Linked DNA regions of Mus musculus: region 2 is linked to region 1. A link is a loop called in an ENCODE intact Hi-C map of the cell type or tissue named here. Cell type or tissue: left cerebral cortex. All regions are shown on one strand.

Region 1 (2,500 bases):
CGGGGTGGTGGTATGACTTGATTTCAAATCAGGTCCTTAGCCCCCTCTGGTTTGGCTAGCATCTTTCTGATTTTGAAGAAGACACCCTTGTTCTGAGAGTTAGGACACAGTGTGTGAGCGAGCGCTACATTCTCCCCTCAGCCAGATGGCATGCAATGTAGGATGAGAGCACAGAGCTTGCTGAAGAAAACTTGGAATTAATTAACCAAACTTACAGTATGTCGTCATTGTTGCTTTTTCAAGAGCTTTGGGAGGGAGAAGTTTCGGACCTATTTTAGTCCTAGTTCAGAGTCTTTGTATTTATTTTAACTTTATCTGCCAAGCTAGCTACACATAGATCCCAGTTTAACACAACCTGTTTTTGTGACTGCCTTGTGCCAATACCCATAGCTGACTGTTGTCTTCAGTTTGTGGCTTCACCAGTATACAGTTGATTATATTTTGTTAAAATCTGACTGCTTTTACCAGAGTAACTCCAGGATACCCTCAAAGCTCCCTTTGTTGTGACTTTGTTGGGAATAGTCACATGACTTATTATAATATAATCCTATCAGAACAGACCGTTCTAATGGGTGACTTGAAATGTAAAAGTTTGGGGATGGTATTGTTCCTCTGGACTGCCAAGTTGAACATGGCTGCCTGTGGGCTTCACTTGGTGTCAGTGAACCAAAATGTAGGGAATTGCCTTAAGCTGCTCTATCTAGAAGGGTCCTATGAGAGCCAAGGGGAGACATGGAGAAATGAAGCAGTGAGTTGTTCTAAGAGAAGGCACATTTCAGTGAGGAGCCATGCTTCCGGAATCTGCAGATGCACTGCAGCTACACATTTGAAGAAGTCCTGAGACCAGAACGACTGGGCTCTAGCAGGACTGTGAGGGACTCCCAAACTTACCCTGTGAAGCATAGACTCATGAGAAGAATTAGCCTTCAAGGACGAGGTTATTTTTGTGAGTCTGCCTGGTTTTACAGTGCTTATGTTAAGTGCTTATAAGATTCAAACAAACAAACAAACTTAAATAACACTTATAGGAGTAATGAATTTTTTTTTCTCTGAACTTTAACTGCCTTGACTAAGTAGCCTCATCTTTAATGAAAACATGGAGAATGGTGAGTTGCAAACTTGTTTTAAAATTTGATTATTGCCTGTTATGGCTATTGCCATTTCCAGCTTCCCAGACGTGATGGCATTCACACGAGGCCAGCACTCCCACACAGATGGCTCAGTTCAGGAACAGAACTTGGAGGTGTTTGCTTTCTATTCCAAGTGCACAAGACTCACTCTTGTGTTTTGTGTTTCTTGTGTTGCGTGGTGTTTTCTCTTGTAGTCCACATTTGTTCCTTCAGTGTCTCCTAGCGAGGGGTGTGTAATCTTTTGACATTCTGACATGATTTTGCCATCTCAAAGTGATCAAGATCCCAACATCCACTTGAAGGTTATGTCCTCAGTCACCCTACTTGTGCTCACTAGGTTCCACTTTCACAGACTCTACCTACCAGGAACGCCAAAGTAGAAGCTAAGTCTTTAACACATGTGTCTTTGTAGACACTTACCCTGACCACAGGACTGCATATATAACATGCGTTCCTTTGGTTGCCTGGGACTGTTCAGTACTGGTGCTTTTACAGAGTGTGTCTCCTATCTTGGGGAAATAGGCACTTGTGTTAGAAGATAAATGTGTTTCACCTAAAACTGAATGGTAAATCTTAGAGTGTTATCTTCTCTTCAAGAAGCAAGTATAATTCACCTTCACTTTAATAGAAAATTAATATAAGATCCGTGCATTAATTTCCTGTAGATATTGAGACTTTTCATTTGATCTTCTACTATCAGAAGTCACTACTTGAGTTAGTGTATTTTTATATGAAAAATCAGAGTTACTTTCCATTAACTGCTTATGATTTAACTCAACAAACATTTATTTAATTTTTCTCCCATGCTGGACCCAGTACTGAGTGCTATGTAGAATGACATATTTTATCCCTCTAAGAACATATGCTTAAGTTTCCCTATTAAAATTTATCTGGAGATGTCACAGATACACGAACACATAAAGAAAAGTGAACTTCAGTTAGACCCATATCTATAATATCTGTATTACATCTGATATCTATAATAATGGCTTAAAATGAGTTAATATTATTAAAATTCAAAAATACAGTTTTATAATTGCAATAACTTTGATACAGCTATATAGATGGTGATTTTTAGTGAGTTTTATTGTGTATAGCAGTTTTCCAAGTTATAAAAGTTGTCTTTTAAAATAATGACTTCATAAAATGCTGGATAGGAATGAAAAGCCATGATGAGAGCTGTTTCAGAGGTGGATTCCATACATTGGAAAGATTAGTTGTGTGCCTTGTGCTTGGAGACTAGGACTGTAGCATGTAACATACTGCATCAGAAAATATAGGCATAGGAAAAGATGTTAAGTGATGGAATATCAGCTTGACTCCAGGAACCTAAGTGATAAAGCTATAATGCCTCCATCCAAACAACTTTG
Region 2 (2,500 bases), 390 kb after region 1:
ACATGTGTGTGCCTGTGTCTGTGTGTCTGTGTGATATGTATGTGCACAGGTGGATGTCATGGAGCATTCTCCTGTATCATCCTCTGGATTATTTTCTTGAGACATGGTTTCTCAACTAATCTGGAGCTCACCTGGCAGGCAGCAAGTGTAGTGATCTTGCCCTCAATCTCAGTCCTAGGATCGCAGAGGTCTTTATGTATAGGTGTTTATATGTAGGTGTTTATATGTAGGTGTTTATATGTAGGTGTTTATATATAGGTGTTTATATATAGGTGTTTATATATAGGTGTTTATATACAGGCCATTGAGACTTAGGGAGCTTTTGTTTGGTTTTGTTTTTCATTGTTTTCTAGTTTTTTGAGACAGTTTCCTCTAGCCCTAGACTGGCCTCAAATTTGCAGTATAGATGATGCTGACCTTGACCTCTTAATCTTCTTGCCTCAGACTCCTGAGTGCTATGGTTACAGGCATGAGCCACTGCCACTGGCTTAGATGCTTGGCATCTGACCTCAGCTTCTCATGCTTCCACAGAAAGTGCTTTGATCCACTGTTTCATGCTCCCAGCCCGAAGATAGACATTACTCTTGCCCTCATTACAGAAGGGAAAACCGAAGTACCAAGAAGTTCACCATGTATTTCCTTGCTAATCATTTGTTCACTTCTTTAATTATCTGTCAAAAGTTAGCTATGTAACTGGGAGCAGAACTAGGATTAAGCCCCAAGCATATAACCCAATTATTTATACTCCTTATCAACTGCCCTCAACTACATGTATTAAAACAAAGACTCACCAGGAAATAGGACGTGGAATTATATATGCCATTGAGTACTAAAATTCCAAGACTATTTTGATTTCCTCGACAGATTAAAAGACCAGTTAGTCTTCATGGCAGTGTATGCCTGCTTTTGTATCAGATCAGATTGAAGAATTAGATTCGAAGTACATATGTAAGTTCTAAGTAGATGATATGCTGTACAAGATACCCACTTGGTCAAACATAATTGGTCTAGTCTGGCAGGTATCAAATATTATTTCTAATGGGAAGAGTTACCCATCAATCAGGAGGGAGAAGAGAAAATGACCCATCTTATTTCCCTTTAATATTTTTGAAAGCATTTACATCCCTGTTTTGTGGCACTTATCTCTATACTGGTTAAATTTTCTCCTAATTATTATTAGTTTCTTCTTAGTGATAGTCCAGAGAAATGTGGCCTTGCCTCAGGTTGATTTGTGTGGATGCCTTTCAAACATTTCTCCCTTAAGCCATGGGCCTCTGGTAGGTGGTCCTCAACGCCATGCTTTCAAACTTATGCCTAGGAATAGTTAGTTACAAACAGCAGAATCGGCAAATTCTTGAGTTCCAGATAAACATTTTTTTTTCTCTAACCACACTTTCTCTGTGCCTGCTCTTATTTTTACGAACATTATTTTTAGAGGAACAAATGTAAATGTATATATAAATTCTGAAGAGGCTCGATATGGCATGGAGCAGAGTGGGTGGGATCCTTGTGTTCAAAATAGAGGCTTTCACTGCATCAGTTTCTCGCATAAACGAACCCTGCATGGTTTACTTTTAAGGACCTGTGAAGTTTAGATGTGGACTCATACCTTCATCTTTGTGGACTTCAGCTTTGTCTTCGGAAGCTGGGCTGGGCACAGGGGTGGTGTTGACACCATCTATAAAACAGAAAGAATGCCTCAGGCTTAGTACTTCAGGCTGTGGCTTTTCCTTCCCTACAGCTCCCTCACCACTGGCCTATGAAGGTGTCAGTGTCCTTCACACGCTGAATGGTCTTACAGGAGCAGAGGGTTGTAATGCATTTTTAAAATATATATAAGTAATGAAGCATACATCTTCACATAAGACAGAGGCTAATGAACTACAAAATGTATTCTGGGTAAGGCTTGTTTGTTGGCTGTAGTTTGCCAACATGCCCAGTAGTATTTTGCTTCCTTCACAATTCTCAGAGAATGGAATACAGTTTCTGATTTGCGGTATGTAGTAACATGTACCCATGCAGGTTTCTACAAAATGCTTTGATGTGTGTGATTTTTATAGTTTGCTTTTGCTCAGCTCAGCATGCGTATAGGCTGCCAATTCATTCGGCTGGCCAGCTGACCAGTGGCTCTGTGGCTGTCAGCAGTGTAGTCCAGGAGATGGGGACCACTCAGAACAAGGCCCCCAGAGATATGCAGGGATATCATGTCACCCGGTTATAGAATGGAGACCAAGGACAGGGAGGACCCTGTCCACCTCATAGTACCAATTAAGGCCATTCAGACCTGATCTCTCTTACTGGTCTCACCAAAACCATGGGGATTTGATTCATGTTTGATCTCCACAGTGTTAGGTAATTAGCTACTAGCAGTAAAACTGTAAAATTAGGATGCAGGAACATATTAAAGTCATCGGACAATTGGTAAGACAATATACACATTTTCTTACAGTTATTCAGTCACAGACTTAAAGATAAAATCCTCAATTCAAGGACATTTTCT

What was found. Hi-C counts contacts between places; a loop is a spot of excess contacts. Peaks named below come from ENCODE experiments on the same cell type or tissue, not always from the same donor. Only the 100,000 strongest peaks of a DNase experiment are listed, where the experiment ranks them.
Region 2: a loop joins it to region 1, with 2.6 times the contacts of the local background. A loop is called at or near these places in 2 of 42 quality-filtered maps.

The regions. Positions count from the first base shown.
Region 1 is chr2:142,645,793-142,648,292 of GRCm38, reverse strand. The region is part of intron 25 of Kif16b (kinesin family member 16B); the gene reads left to right. Among named protein-coding and RNA genes, the nearest start is that of Kif16b, 250 kb to the left of the region's middle. In left cerebral cortex, no CTCF peak of the experiment used is centred here; DNase peaks (open chromatin) are centred at 170, 673 and 1,212; H3K27ac peaks cover 1,060 bases.
Region 2 is chr2:142,260,271-142,262,770 of GRCm38, reverse strand. It overlaps Macrod2 (mono-ADP ribosylhydrolase 2), which reads right to left. Exons shown (of 19, transcript NM_001013802.3): 13 at 1,610-1,678. Among named protein-coding and RNA genes, the nearest start is that of Gm25583, 620 kb to the right of the region's middle. In left cerebral cortex, no CTCF peak of the experiment used is centred here; a DNase peak (open chromatin) is centred at 1,519; H3K27ac peaks cover 391 bases.